2 separate regions of the Homo sapiens genome follow, and region 2 is linked to region 1. A link is an interaction called in ENCODE POLR2A ChIA-PET data of the cell type or tissue named here. Cell type or tissue: A673. All regions are shown on one strand. Each heading gives the region's core, and the rest is flanking DNA. Links, peaks and the distances in the headings are about the cores only.

What was found. ChIA-PET counts read pairs that join two places held together with the same protein. Peaks named below come from ENCODE experiments on the same cell type or tissue, not always from the same donor. Only the 100,000 strongest peaks of a DNase experiment are listed, where the experiment ranks them.
Region 2: POLR2A ChIA-PET joins it to region 1 with 8 read pairs; 1 of 35 experiments calls an interaction of 5 or more read pairs at or near these places.

The regions. Positions count from the first base shown.
Region 1 is chr5:21,876,445-21,884,827 of GRCh38, reverse strand. All of the region lies in intron 6 of CDH12 (cadherin 12), which reads left to right. It overlaps SNORA105A (small nucleolar RNA, H/ACA box 105A), which reads right to left and starts at 374; the gene lies at 259-374. It also overlaps the pseudogene HSPD1P1. In A673, for the core only: a CTCF peak has its summit at 3,297; DNase peaks (open chromatin) are centred at 3,357, 4,027, 4,467 and 5,027; H3K27ac peaks cover 5,325 bases.
Region 2 is chr5:21,646,405-21,654,787 of GRCh38, reverse strand. The region is part of intron 2 of LOC105374685 (a long non-coding RNA gene); the gene reads right to left. Among named protein-coding and RNA genes, the nearest start is that of SNORA105A, 230 kb to the left of the region's middle. In A673, for the core only: no CTCF peak of the experiment used is centred there; a DNase peak (open chromatin) is centred at 4,587.

The DNA of each region.
Region 1 (8,383 bases), core at 137-8,136:
AGTGAATATATTTAAAAAGGGAAAACACAGAATGTTGTCTAATACATCACTTTTTTTTAACTAAACAAATTTTTATTACACAAAGGTTGTCACATAATTGGATATTTCTCTACTTTGTACACAACTATTCTCACTCTCCACAGAAAGGCTGCTTAACTTCTCATCTGGTGGTGGCAAGTACTAAAATCCTGATTTTAACAGAATAGTAGTAAAAATGCCTCAGTGATTTAGGTTGAAAGCAGTACATTGGTACATGGCTCTTGTACCCAGTATCAGGAATGTACAAATGTTTTTTATTCAAAAATACAAAATAAATTATCTGTAGGCATGGACAATGACAGCAGTAAACCATTATATATTTTGTCAACTGAAACCAGTAACTGATGGTTATAGTGATTTTCAGCCAGCCTTTTTTTCATTTTCTCCAACTGACTTCTCTGAAGTTATTGGTGAGGAACACTGCCTTGGGCTTCCTGTCACAGTTCATTAATAAAGGTAAAGCACTAGTCTAGGAGTTAGAACATGCCACCTCCCATACCACCTCCCATTCCACCCATTGCACCCATTCCAGGGTCCTTCTCTTCTTTAGGAATTTCTGTGACTACAACTTCTGCTGTAGTTAACAGAGAGGCCACACCAGCAGCATCCAATAAAGCAGTTCTCACAAGCTTTGTTGGGTCAATAATTCCTTTTTCTACCATATTCATAAAATCTCCAACCATAGCATCATAACCAACTTCTGAGGAATTTTGCATAATTTTCTCAACTATCAAAGATCCTTCAACACCTGCATTCGTAGCAGTGGTCATTGCTGGAATTTTGAGTGTTCTTTTAATAATTTCCATACCAATTTTTTGATCTTCATTAGCTGGAGTCAATGAGTCCAAGGCTGGAATGCATCGAAGGAGGGCAAAACCCCCTCCCAAAACAATGCCTCCTTCAACAGCAGCTCTTGTAGCATTAAGGGCATCTGTAACTCTGTCTTTCTTTTCATTCACTTCAACATCACTTGTCCCACCAAACTTCAGCACAACTACTCCATCTGAAAGTTTTGCCAGCCATTCATTCAGTTTTTCCTTTTCATATTCACTAGTTGTGACATCTAACTGCCCAATGATTTCTTGAATACGTTTTTCAAGTTGAGCCTTGTCACCTTTTCCTTTTAAGAGCATGGCATCGTCTTTGGTCACAATGACCTCTCCAACTTTTCCTAAGTCATGAGGCTGAACATCTTCAAGATTCAGGGTCAACCCCTCTTCTCCAAACACTGCACCACCAGTAGCAATAGCCATATCTTTAAGTTGGTTCTTTCTATTGTCACCAAACCCTGGAGCCTTGACTGCCACAACCTGAAGACCAACCTTTAGCCTATTCAAGATGAGTGTACTTAGAGCTTCTCCATCAACATCTTCAGCGATTATCACCAAAGGCTTATGGTGAGCATTGGCAATTTCAAGAGCAGGTACAATGGACTGGACACTAGAAATTTTCTTTTCACTCAACAGAACATAGGCATCCTGGAATTCACATTTCTGACCTTTTGATGTATTAATAAAGTATGGAGAAATATACCCTCAATCAAACTTCATGCCTTCAATAATTTCTAATTCATCATTCAGTGTTTTTCCATCCTTTACTGTGATGACACCCTTTCTTCCAACCTTTTTCATTGCATCAGAGATGATATTGCCAATTTCTTTGTCTCCATTTGCAGAAATCATAGCAACCTGTGCAATTTCTTCAGGGGTGGTCACAGGTTTAGACTGCTTTTTAAGTTCAGCAATTACAGCATCAACAGCTAACATCACACCTCTCCTGATTTCCACTGGATTAGCACCTTTGCTAATCTTCTGGAAGCCTTCCTTGGCTATAGAGCCTGCCAGTACAGTAGCAGTGGTAGTGCCATCCCCAGATTCTTCATTTGTGTTATTGGCAACATCTTGAACAAGTTTAGCTCCAATGTTTTTATATTTATCCTTCAAGTCAATTGACTTTGCAACAGTCACACCATCTTTTGTTACGTTGGGACTTCCCCAGCTCTGCTCAATAATCACTGTTCTTCCCTTTGGCTCCATTGTAACGGCCACAGCATCGGCTAAAAGGTCTACCTACACCTTGAAGCATTAAGGCTCGGGCATCTGCACCAAATTTTACATCTTTGGCATAAGCTCGAGTGAGATGAGGAGCCAGTACCCTGGACACTGGTCTCATCTGGCGAAAGACTGTGGGTAACCGAAGCATTTCTGTGGGGCGGCTGCAGGGCATGCGCGCGGCGAGACAGGTTGTCGGCGGCGAGTGAGGGACAGAGTGCTAATATATCACTTTTAAAAAGCAAATAAATGTGGCAGTTGTACTATAAATGGAACATACAGACATCTGCCAAATTATGAGAGCAATACAGCCAATCTATGTCTGGTTCAAATAACCTGTTTTTTTCTGATTTAAAAATCAATTTGAAATACTGATAAAGTAATAAAAATACGTCTTTTTGTTAATTTCTATGATTGCTTTACGTCATCCTCTGTGTGTGGCTGTGCATGTGGCAATAAGCAAATTAAATATACGTCACAAACATTTGGACATGAGAATAAATTCAGATAAAATGTGACTTCCAGTAATGGAAGAATCATCATGATGCATCATTGCTTAATTTATAATGGCATAACAAAGAAATCCAGTGACAATAACCGTCTGAAGCTAAAATGGTATTACTGAAACCTGAACATTGGCTCTAATTAAATACTGGCAATATTGTTTGATATATCTTTACAAATATTGCTTTGTAATCTAGTTTTCATTTTAGTAAAACGCTTATTATTTATCTTGAATTTCCAATCAATACATCATAAACTATCAAAATGCATCTACATTCACAGCCTGGATATTAGACTGATTTCTTCTCACTTTTGCAGAGTATCAACATGTGAATTACAATGGTGCTAGATTTTTAAATGATATTAATAAGAACAAAAGAAAAAAGATCCATGATTCAAAACATATTATGCATATCTGATCTTAGGCAAGTGTAGCTACTGTGGAAAATTCCTTGCATACTTTTTAAGTATTCAGGTAATTTGAAATTATATATGCAGATCCATTAGTAACCATTTTGTATCAGATAAACTAATATATAAAAATGATACGAAGTTTAACCAAATAGACTATTTGTTTACTTAAGTAAACAAAAATGAGTAGTGTATTTCTAGAAAGTTCAATTCCAAATTTAAAAAAAATGGAAAAAATATGTTGTGCCAAGAATGTCCAAACAAACAAAATAAAACAGCTTAGTTATTTTATGAAGAACTTCTCTGTTCCCTGGAGGTGGACTAGGGTAGTGGCTGTGAGCAATGGCTTTGGTGTCAACTGTTTGAGTTTGCCCCAGCTCCACCACTTAACTAAAAGTCAAGACTCCAGACAACCCGCGTCATCATCTAGATGTTAGTTTTGCATTTATAGAAATGGTGCAAATAATAGAAAATAGGATGGGTTTAAGCATTAAATATAAGAATGCATATAAAATGTTTTGCACAATGTTTGACACATTGTAATAGCTCCATAAATATTGTTAAGTTCCTCTCCTGTTTTAGGAAAGAAGAGAGAGTTGCAAATGAGAAGTATTTTCTGAGTTTCCCAAAAGAAATCATATAAAATAAAGTTTTTAGAATACTACATTTCAGCAGTTTTTTTTCATTTTTCTTTTTCATTCATTTTTATACCTTATATTCTCTGTGCATAGTGCAGTGTGAGCTGCTAAAATAGTGGTCACTTAATAGATGGCTTATAAATAAAAAACTAAGATTTTATTATTCTCCCCGAGGGGTAGCTAAAGAAGTGCCCTGGCATTAAATATATAACTTTAGAGACAGTCACTAGAAACACAGGTGAAGTTTCCTATGTTTCTGTACTCTGGAAATGATGGACGATTCAACTCTGCACTTGAGTGCAAAATCCCACTCTTCAGAACAAGAAATTGATAAACCCTGACTCCATGAAACTTTCTCTCTCACGATCAAAAATACTGAGAGCTGGGGTGCACTGGGACTCTACTTTCTATTAGACGTCACAACGAGTGAGTGCCTGTGGATAAACAAATGTTAGGGCAAAAGAAAAGAAAGGAAGGAAGGAAGGAGAAAAGAGAAAGAAAGAAAGAAAGAAAGAAAGAAAGAAAGAAAGAAAGAAAGAAAGAAAGAAAGAAAGAAAGAAAGAAAGAAGGAAGGAAGGAAGGAAGGAAGGAAGGAAGGAAGGAAGGAAGGAAAGAAAGAAGGGAAGGAAGGAAGGAAGGAAGGAAGGAAAAGAAGGAAGAAAGAAAAGAGGGAGGGAGGGAGGAAGGAAGGAAGGAAGGAAGGAAGGAAGGAAGGAAAGAAGGAAGGAAGGAAGGAAAGAAGGAAGGAAAAGCATTGTATATAGAGCACCCCAGTGCTGGGATGATCCCCATCTACAGACAAGAACTTAGTGCCCTAACGTCACAGTCTAGAAGAAAGACATAAGCATGACTCCAGTAGAAGGAAACTAACAGATTCTATAGAAAAGATAACACTGATAGCAACACTGTTGACTGAAGGGTAAGGTAGTTGGAAGGAAATATAACTTTGTTTGAGCCATAGGTACTCATCAGGGTACAATTCAGGGAATGAACAAAACTGCTATTCAAACTTCCAAGTCGGTGAACCCTCTACCTGAATGTGGCCCCAGGTTCAGTACTGTAAGAAGTAAGCTGATAACTTGGAACTGACCCTGAGTCCCAGCAAGCATTGTGGACTCCAGATTGCCAGGTGGACTTTTGGGGCCAGCTGCTAAATTAGTATAAGCAAGGACATCAGAACTGTCTGCTCACAGCTTCTTTCTTAAGACCACTCACTTATAATTTGTAATTGTACCAGGCAAAACTGCCATTCTCTAAGTTTTCCATCTACCTGTTAGATCAACTATTAATTGAATCCATGACTTTAATATTCCGAATCCTCTTGTGATCCTGAAGAATTTGTTCTTGCTGTCGACCGCTTTTCATTAGGTTTCCTTTCCATCTCTTTGGCTGGGTCATAAAATAAATTCATGGGTAATCTGATCTAGCTATAATTCACTCTCCCTTAAACTTTTAATCTCTTTTTATTTTTTAATCTGCACTATATTTTACCCCTGGCTTACAACTTGAAAGCTTTAAAAAATACTATACATAAAAAATTCCACATAATGATATATTGACCAAAATATTTTTAAAAATACTTTTAGTATAATGAGAGAAGCCTCATGATAGATAAGGGAATAATAACTTAATTGATTAAGAGCCGTAGCTTTCACTTAGAGATAATAGTATAGTTAATTCAACTTTTGTCATCAAATACACACTTTAAAGTAGCATCAAATATATTTCACTGCCATAAGTAACAAAAACGTCTTCCAGATATCTGCATGTATTGTGGAGGCACTAGGTTAAGTTCACTGTTCCCTGTAGTGTGCATCAAAATTATACTTTAGTGATAGAATGGCTCTTATCTTTTCTTTCTTTTAATGTGCTGCTTAAAAAGTTCAAAGTGGTTAATAGATAAACTGTTATCCTATGAAATAGTAATGACATATATATTTTAATTTGTTTTCAGTGGGCTTTGAAACTGCTGTCCAACTTTTAAAGTTTTTTTTATAGTGTGAACATGCAAGTCATCATGAGAATGATTACTATACTGTAACTCCTTCAAATGCAAATCATACCAGCCACTCTTGAGAGAGAACCATGTGAAGTAAAAATTTGATAGCATGTGAACGGAAAATGGAAAAATCCATCAAAATTTAATTTCAGCAACTCTCAATACAGTTAGTCTTTTTGGATAGAATATCAACATAGACATTTTTCTCTTTTTTCTTTTTTTCCTCCCTCCCTCTCTTTCTTTCCTTTCTTTCTTTCTTTTTCTTTCTTCCTTTCTTTTCTTTTTCTTTCTTCTTTCTTTTTCTTTCTTTCTCTCTCTTTCTTTCTTTCTCTCTCTCTCCCTCTCTTTCTTTTCTTTTCTTTTCTCTTTCTTTCTTTCTTTCTTCTTTCTTTCTTTCTTTTTTTCTTTCTTTTCTTTCTTTCTTTTCTTCTTTCAACAGGGTCTCTTACTGTCATCCAAGCTGTATTGTAGAAGATGGAGTGCAGTGGCAGGATCTCAGCACTGCAAACTTTGCTTCTCATTCTCCAGTGACCCTCCCACCTCATCTTCCCAAGTAGCTGGGACCACAGGCCATGCCACCATGCCTGGCTAATTTTTTTTTTTTTTTTTTTGTATTTTTGGTAGAGACAGGGTTGCACCATGTTGCCCTGGCTGGTCTGCAACTCCTAGGCTCAAGTGATCCACCTTCCTTAGCCTCCCAAACTGCTAGGATTACAGGTGTGAAACACCGTGACTAGTGAGTATTGTTCAAACCTCCCATTTTATAGATGAAGAAACTGATCTCATTAATAAACGTATTTGGAGAATTTGGATCAGAAGGCATATGAAATATAATAAAGTTTAATTTTCATTTAGCTACAGTGAACTTCTGCTTTGAGTAATTGCATTACAATGAATCTTGCAAAACAAGTAGGCTTCCAAGTCTTTTATTTTTGTAACAATTACTAACCCAAATACCACCCTAAATTACTGTAGCATTTAACCATGGCAACACAGGAGAAACAAAACCTTAATATGAAATCAGAGTCTCATGCACAAATAAAGTTTTCTCTATTAGCTAGGAATATTTAAACAATATAATGTGTACAGTTATTAATACTTTGTAGACAGACACTATTTCTATCATTACTTATCTGGATTCATAAGCACTTTTGCAAGTATTGCAAAGTCATGTGGCATCATCGTGACTTTGAGTTTATGAAATAATCAGTATCAAGTTCACTTGCCTTCAGATAATGTGAACTGCTATAATAAGTTCTAGACTTTATTTTAATGGATTTTCCACACATGATATCCATTTTTCTAATGGGTATCAATGCAGTCCTTTGTTTTATGAAAGCTCATGCTCTATCTGGTAATGGAAAGTAGAATTGTACACTCTTCTGTAGACTTAGCATGGCTTGAGGTGTCAGGATTGCCAAAATGCTAATAATTGGTTTATTGCATTCTTTTGTCACTGCTCTGAAGATTTCTCTAGACATTTTTCATTTGAAGCTGCTCCATTGATTTCTGTAACAGACAACAAAGCAGTGTCATCACTGCCATAACTATTGATGGGATATCGATATTGTAACTATTGACATTGAGCCTTGTGGCTGAATCAAGAGATCCAAAGGCTTGATTGAAAACTTCTAACATCAGCTGATCAAAAGTATTTTCTTAGCCAGACTTATTTGTTCCTTTATTAACTTACACAATAGACATGTATTAAGTACTTATTATATACCAAGCTCTGTTGTAGGTTCTGAGATTCCATAAATAAATAAATAGATAAATAAATAAATAAAGTAGTAATACTCTCTAGATGTTAACTTACAGACTTGTGGAAGAGACAGTGGAAAATGAGACAGGAAACAAGACACTCTGAGCATATGGAAACGAGTTTCTAGAAGTGGAGCTATTGAGGCCAGTCTTTAAAATGGAACGAAGTTTACCTGAATGAAAAAGAACACTCACCTCTTCTTCTTTTTTTTTTTCTTTTCTGAGACAGAATCTCACTCTGTCACCCAGGCTAGAGTACAATGGTGCAATCTAGGATCACTGCAACCTTCTCCTCATGGGTTCAAGCAATTCTCGTCCCTCAGTCTCCCAAGTAGCTGGGACTACAGGCAAGTGCCACTATGCCTGACTAATTTTTGTATTTTTAGTAGAGGTAGGGTTTTGCCATGTTGGCCAGGCTGTTCTCCAATTCCTGGTCTCCACATGATCCACCCTCCTAGGCCTCCCAAAATGCTGGGGTTACAGGTGTGAGCCACCAGTGGCATGTGGCCTGAAAAAGAACATTTCTGATTTTGACAACAGCATGTATAAAGGGCATAATATGAAGTAGCCCTGAATCTTAGGGAACTCTATTATATTGAGGCAACATAAAGTAGACAGGGAAGAGACAAAGATAAGCCTGGAAATGAGAGAGGCACATTTGTGAAGAGCATTGGAGATAGTGCTGTGGACAAAATTAAATTTACATTTTTGAAAGACAAATGTGGCTGAAGCAACAGGTGGATTGTAGGTTAAGACAAGCAACATTTGGACTATTAAATATTATAACACTATAACCTAGGTGAGAAATAGTAAACATTTCAAATAAAAGTAGTGGCAGAATGCATAAGGAAAACATTGTAGAAATGTTTAGTCAATGAAAGAGACTATACCAGATGTAAACAATAAGTGCTAAATAAAAGCTTAAAATGTCCTCCAGATTTATCCTGGTCTAGTTAAGAGCTAGTTTTGCTATTGAAGCA
Region 2 (8,383 bases), core at 304-8,303, 230 kb after region 1:
CACTGGGTCATTCGCATAGCAACAAAGTAGAAATGGGAGCTGGGCAAAGGCTGACTTTAAGTGAATCTTTGGTGACACCTTTCCAAAGAGAGGATAACAGTTTCCTGCAGAGGTATTCCAGCTGTTCTAAACATTAAATCTTTCAGGTTCACTCAGATAAATGGGCCTTGACCCTTCCTAAAAAAACATACTAAGGCTTCTTTAGATTTGAATGTAATTCTGATTTATACATCTTGCTTCTCACTTTATTAAAATTAAATTAAATGCTGCATTTGTTCTGAGCTTCATGATGGGTCTTCAGCCCTTCGGTGTCTGTCATGCCTGGCAGTCATTAAGCCTGTGTTTTCAATTATAATTTAAGAACTTCACTGAACAAACTATGGTACCAACTGTCTAAAATCCGCTATCCACATACACACAGTGGAAAAAAAAAGTTTTAAAAAACGTTTAAAATAAAAATACGAAAGGAGTCACAAAAGACTCATATTTCATATGCTAATTTCTTTCATGTCTTTTGAAAATAATCATTATCAAATATTTATGATGGTAGTGATGTGTGTGTATCTTCTGGCCTTGTTTGTACTTTAAACTGTTTGTGAATTTACTGGGAAATCCATCTATCTTCATATAAGTGCATGACTTAAATTCCATAGCAAGAGAAGGAAAGTTATTTGTTATCTAGGGAGAAATATGACCGCATGCCAAGTTTACAGCCACATATTTTAATTAACAAGCTATTGACCTGTTAAAAATACTAAATACAAATAATGTAAAAAATTTAGTCTTCCCATTGCAAAACCTGTTATTCAAAGAAATCCACAGAATCATTAATAAGCCCTTAACACAATTAGCTTTATCAAGCAGCCGATAATTTTTCTAGAGACAAATTTTTAGATTATAAAGTTCTGTATAACTTTTAGTTACATGTCAGCACTTAATGATATTTACTTCCCAAATTTTATTAATTTTTAGATATAAATGAGTTGACAGAATTGTACAATAGACACCCATAAGTCTTCCACCTAGATTCAACAACTATTATTTTTGTATATTTGCTTTCTCTTATTCTCTCTCTCTCTCAATCTGAATTTGTGTCAGAAAAATCATGACAATTCATCTCTAAATATTTATTAAATATTTCATAAGAATAAAGAAATGCTACATCCCTACATCTATAATATAATTACCACAATTGACTAAATTAAAATAATCATCTTATCATCTAATATCAAATCCAAACTCAAATTTTTCTCAGGAATTTTGTTTTATTATCAGAAATATCTTTCATAGAGTTTGCTTTTCTAAACCAGGAACCAAAACAAACAAAAAAGCAACATGAGTTATGTTTGATTGTTTTGCTTTAAGTGACATTTTTTGTGTTTTTTTAGCCTGCAATGCAATGATTTCTTAGTGACTCTAACCTTTTTAAGCATTTTTCGTGACTGTGATATTAGAAGATTTTACATTAATTGTCAAGTTCTACATTATTTCTCAGATTATTTCTTCACGTTTAACATCTTCCCTAATGCACTATATTTTCTGTAAACTCTATTAAATTTCTGGGTTCTTGATTAAACTTAAGATTTTTTTTTTGCAAGAATACACAGGTGATGTTTGGATGATAATATTGACTATATAGTTTCCATTATCAAGCAATAATCTATTTCCCATATAGTCTCCTCAGAGAAAATAGAAAGTTTTTTTTTTCAATTCAAGATGTTTTCACAGATTGTATAAAAGAAGAATAGCTTTTGAAGGACTCTTCATGAGCTCTTAGTTTCAGAATCTCATTTTATACAAGAGAATACCAGGTAAACACTAATAGGCGTAAAGGGCGTGAGTGATTCCTATTCTCTCTCTTGCTCTTGTTCCTGATCTCCTAGTAATGGGGCTCTGCTCTCTCACCCCCATGCCTTGCAAGGAACCAAGCAGCCTATGTTCTCAGGCTATCTATTCTCCTCCCAACAAAAATGGAATTGCAACAATTTCAGGATTTTTTAAAAACATGTTAAATATGTTATTTTTAAAAAATTTAAACTGGTTTATCACTAATAATTAAATGAGAATAACAAAGAGGTTCAGCAATAAAATATTGTAATTATAGAATAATAATAACATAAGAATATTAATACAGATACTAATAATAAAAATTAAAGCTCTACAATTTATTCTCTTATCTTTGGAAAAATGTCTTATATAGATACAACTACAACACAATGGACAGCCATATTTTGTATCATGTTCAACATCAAAAGTTATGGGGAAATTTTCACAATCAGAACACATAGATGTATTTCATTTTACTAAATATGGTATGTGCAGTATTTTGTTGTAATGAATGCATCACAATTTGTATCATTGTTCTTCTCTTTATGTTCATTTTTGTTGTTAAAATTTGGTAGTATGTGTGTTTCTGTTATAAACAATGATAGACTAATAGCTATGCACATTTTTGCTGTGTTTTCACCAAGGTGAATTATTAAACATTTTTAATTAAATGTAACTAATATGATGAGCCAAAATAGCATTCTATTATTGTTTTCTGCATTTCCATAGATTTAATTTTTGGTGACTATGTTCTCATTTGTTTTATAATCACTTGTATATTCGTGTGTGTGTGTGTTTGCAAGAGAGATTTTTTTCAAGATATTTTCTCAATATTGAAAAAATTGGACCACTTTTTTTTAGCCCATTCATTTATATTTTCTAGAAATTAGAACCTAGTCTGTCATTTTGGGTTCAGTTACTTTCCTAGACTTATCATTTGCATTTACAATTTAAAGACTTCTAAAAACTGCAGTAGTTGTTCTGGTTGGTTTTACACTTTGACATCATCATCTAGTTGTCAACATTGTTATGTAATAAAGTTTATCAATGTTTACATTAATTAGTGCTTACAGTTTTTTAATTTTCATTTTTTGAAAAACATCATACTGTGAGGTTATTTATTTTTAAATGCCCTTGTATTCTTACAGCCATGAAGTTTAATTAAAAAAAATTATTTTCGGCCGGGCGCGGTGGCTCACGCCTGTAATCCCAGCACTTTGGGAGGCCGAGGCGGGCGGATCACGAGGTCAGGAGATCGAGACCATCCCGGCTAAAACGGTGAAACCCCGTCTCTACTAAAAATACAAAAAATTAGCCAGGCGTGGTGGAGGGCGCCTGTAGTCCCAGCTACTTGGGAGGCTGAGGCAGGAGAATGGCGTGAACCCAGGAGGCGGAGCTTGCAGTGAGCCGAGATCCCGCCACTGCACTCCAGCCTGGGCGACAGAGCGAGACTCCGTCTCAAAAAAAAAAAAAAAAAAAAAAAAAAAAAAAAAATTATTTTTACCCTGGGAATTACTTTGAGGAAAGAAAGTGGTAGATTTACAGTTTTATTTATCAATGTGATAGTTCTGGGACTCATATGTATTGTACATGATGGAGCCACCAATCTCATACTTAACATGTAGCTAACCACATTTCACTTAACTAAAAATGTAAGTGATGGTAGGTTAAGAACATACATGCTATTATTAAGCTTTAACTGAATTATGATTTTTATCTTTACCTTATCAATTTACTAGAAAAGTTTGTTTTCTAAAATCATATTAATTGATCATTATTCTTTTTTTAATTCTATATTTCAATGCTTTATTATGTATTTACAAATGGCATTTTTTTTCAGTACCAGAATAATTTTTTTCCACAGCTCATCAGATATTCTGAATTCTAATCCTAACTTGTACTAGGAAGAGGAAAGAAAGAAAGGAAGGAAGGAAGGAAGGAAGGAAGGAAGGAAGGAAGGAAGGAAGAAAGAAAAGAAAGAAAGAAAGAAAGAAAGAAAGAAAGAAAGAAAGAAAGAAAGAAAGAAAAGAAAAGAAAAGAAAAGAAAAGAAAAGAAAGAGAAAGAAAGAAAGAAAGAAAGGAGGGAGGGAGGGAGGGAGGGAAGGAAGGAAGGTCAAAAGGAGGAAGGAAGCGAGGGAAGGAGGGAGAGATGGAGGGAGAGAGGAAGAGAAAGAATGAAGGAGGGAAGGAAAGAAGGAGAGAAGGAAGGTAAAGAAAAGAGAAAAGCTAATTCTTTGAGTTAATGTCATAGTTTAAATATTTTTAAATTAGTTGATGGTATCCAGTTTATTTGGGTTTATTATTTAGTTTTATATTTAACACATTTTCAATATCAATATTGAAAATCCTGGGGGATATCAATATCAGAGTAAAACCTACTTTTCATTATGTTTATTCCTCAGCATTTTTACTCACTGTGGACAACTTGCCTTTAGGTGATTAGAACTTCATTATATCTAAGAAGGTATGATCAAATAAAACCAAAAGCGATGACATTAAAATGAAGATTACTACTTTGCATGACATGGATTTATGAAATGTACACAAACATTAGAAGACAACAAACATATATTTGTTTATTGCAAAAGTTTAAAATTTGTTTAATTTAAAAAATTTTTACTTTTTTCCCCTGGTGTTAGACCAATACTCATGTTTTAAAATTTAAAATGACTGCTCCTTGCTATCTTCACCTTAGGGGGTCTTATTATTCACTTGTGGATAAATGCCAATGCCAGTTCAAATAAACGATGTTGACTGTCTGATTCATTTCCCAAGATACTCGAAATACAATGCTGTATTTGGGTTGGAAGCTCATAAATCTTTGAGGTTGAGTGTAGAGAGATTCCTAGGTGCACTCTGTTCTGATAGCATTAAAGATGAGATTTGAAGCTCTCCCACTGCAGCACGATAGTTTATCTGTAGCTGATACTATTGTAAATGACAGCCTAGTGGTAATCTAATCAATAATTTAAGATTTCTACCCTGGACCAAAATATCCACGAAGGAAGGAATTCCTAAAGTAATACATTTAATGTCTGGATAAAAGAGATTTGGCATTTCAGAATAGAGGTTCACCCAAATTGAAGTGTTCTATTGCAAACTCTCCCATTCATTAATGATTTAAAGACATCTACTGTTTTTCAGCAACATGTTTTTCCATTATTTATTTCCACCAAGGTGGGGATAATTAACTACTCTTTCTCCAGTCCAGGTTGTGATTGAATAAAAATAGTTCATGGCAGGTTACAGTACATCATTGTTTTCTCATCCTATAAATTTCTCACCTGACAGGAATGTTGAAATTTGGGCTGAAAAATTAATCATTATCTACTTTTGACCAATATATTAATATTTTATCAACTAAGACCCATTCATTTATTATTTATACCTCATCTACTTCCAAACTTTGTTTCCAGTGAATTATTAACCCAGAATTACAAATTGTAAAGTTTCAAGGGAAAAATAAGTGAAATATTGGATAAAAGCACCTGTATAAAACTGTAAGTTTCTCCCTCAAAATAAAAGAAAATAAGCACTATTCAGCAATAAGTTTCAGCTTACTTTTCTGGTAGAGAAATATGAACTGAGCTAATCACATGTCATGTATTTTATATTTGCTTGTGTTTAATATCTTGAAGAGATTTTTTTTCAATCAGGGCAATAATAAATTGATTTTCATAAGACTATCAGAAATGTATTTGCACTTATTTAGTTACTTCAGTCTAAACTACGTGTTTTTCAGCTTATGTTAACTCTTTTTTATTGTCCTAAAAGTTGCAATGTGCTATGTTAGTTAATGGAAAATTTATGAACAAGTAAAAACTTTTGCAACAATGGGAGCATTATCTAATCAATTGTGACTTACATGTAAAAATGATTCATGTGGTGGAAAATAGGAAACCTAATGATGTCCTAGCCTATTTGTAAATATATATCTAAGGATGTGTTTATGTTTAAGAAAAACATTAACCTTTTTTTTTTAGAAATATTTGTTCATTTGTTCTTCTACCCAATGAAGCAAGTCTTACTAATAAAGGCACAGATATATTTAGAAATGTATTAGAAAGATGTATTAGAAATGTATTAGAAAGTAAGATCAACAGCAGGTGGTTTACTGGAGCAGTCTTTTAATAAAACAGGTATCATTATTCTATTTTTAAAACTTTTTTATCAAACTATAACATGTATAGGAAAGTGCAAATGTCTTAACTGATTTTTTCAACTAATTGTAATAAATTGATGAACACTTCATGTAATGGACATTATGGGAAAAAGATGAACATTGCCAACAATTCAATACCCCCTTGTGGTCACTACCAGACTAATGATGGGTAACAATTATCCTGACTTTTAAACTGCAAAAGTAGTTGTATTTACTGTTTTACTTTATATACGTAGAATCAGATAGCAAGTGTCTGTCTTCTTTTGCTCAACATTATAATTGGAAGGTTCCTCCCTATTCTTGCATGCTATGTACATCATTCATTCTCACTGCTATATATAATTCAATGTGAGGAGTACTTATTAGTTTGTGTGTTTATACTGTAATCATCTGATTGCTAAGACAATGAACATAAGACTATCCTCAAGCATTCCCCGTTACTTTTCAGAAAAAATACTTCCTTCTGGACCAGGCGTTTCCTTTATAAGAAGATTTTTTTAAACAACACATTCAATTTATTTAACATATATAGGAATATTTATATTATTTTTTCAGTGAGCTTTTTTAGTATTTGTGTGTTCATTTCACTAAATTATCAAATGTATTAGCATCAAGTTGTTCATGTTATTTTTATTATCCATCTAAAATAGGAATGATACATAGTGATATAACTTCTTTTATTATTAATATACTGGTAATTTTTGTCTTTTCTCTTTTTCTCTTAATCAGCCCACCTACAGGTTTATCAATTCATTTTTAATCTTCACTGAGAACCAGCTTATGATTTCTTTATTGCTTTTCTGTTTCTATTTGCATGGTTTCTTCACTGATCTTTATTATTTCATTTTTTTGTTTATTTTGGTTTTCATTTGCTCTTCTCTTTTTAGTTTTTATGGTTGAAACTGAAATATCTTTCTTCTTCTACCATAAATGCTCAGTGGTAAAAATATATAAATATTGCTTCAGTTGCATCTTAAAATTTTGATAAGCTCTTTTTCATTTTCATTAAACTCAAATACTTTCTAATTTTGCTTTTAATTTGTTATTTGACCCATGGCTTTTTTGTAATTATAACATTTTGTTCCGACATTTAGGGATTTTTCAGATATGTATTGATTTCTAATATAATTGCATTATGGTTAGAGGAAGTAATTATATGATTTGAATCTCTTAAAATTTATTGGCCCTTGTGATATGACCCAGAATATTATGTTCTTGCAAATTTCCCATGAATATTTGCAAATAATGTGCATTTTTGGAAAGTTCTCTAATGGTCAATTAAATCAAATTTGTTGATAGTTTACTTCAGTTCTTCTATGTCTTTGCTTAAGTGCTGACTTATTTTTCTATTAAGTATTGAAAAATCAGGCCGGACGTGGTGGCTCACATCTGTAATCCCAGCACTTTGGGAGGCTGAGGTGGGCGAATCACCTGAGGTCAGGAGTTCGAGACCAGCCTGGACAACATAGCAAAACCCTGTCTCTACTAAAAGTACAAAAATTAGCTGGGTGTTGTGGCGGTCGCCTGTAATCCCAGCTACTGAGGAGGCTGAGGCAGAAGAATTGCTTGAACCCGGGAAGCAGAGGTTGCAGCAAGCCGAGATTGTGCCAGTGTACTCCAGCCTGGGCAACAAGAGCAAGACTTCATCTCAAAAAAAAAAAAAAAAAAAGGAAAAACAGTGTTGAACTATTATTATACTACAAGTGTAGAGTTGTCTATTTCTCCTTGAAGTTATATTTGCTTTTGTTCATATTTTGAAGCTTTGTTATAAAGTGCACAATTGAGATTGCTGTGTATTCTTGATTAATTGACCACTTTATCATTATAATAAAAATTTTCAAATTATATAATACTGCAAAAATTAGTCATAAATTTAATTGTTAACACAATGTTTAACTGGTTACATGTGAAGGAAAATGGAAGAAGATAGACCAGGTAATATAATTGTTAATACCCAAACAAAAACAATGACAAAGCTATAGAATGTGGAATGTGTGTGTGTCTGTGTGGGCATGTGTGTGTGCACATGTGTGTGTATAGATATAAATATTCCAGTTTTCAACAACAAAAATCATATGTCATTGTAAGTCATATAAAGAAAGAGAAACAGGAAAGTGTGATTCATACAAAGGAGCCGAAGCCAAAACCCAAACCAAAACATAACAAAGGAAGAAACAGAAATTGCTTTTGAGAGGGCTCAGATGTTGGAATTAGAAGATAAACACTTCAAAGCAGCAATTATAAGCATGTTCAAAGAACTAAAGGAAACCATGTTTAAAACAGTAAAACAATATATACGACAATATATTTATGTATGTATTTCCTTTTTTGGGGGGGTACGGGGGCAGAGGCTTACTCTGTCACCCAGGCTGGAATTCAGTGGCATGATCATAG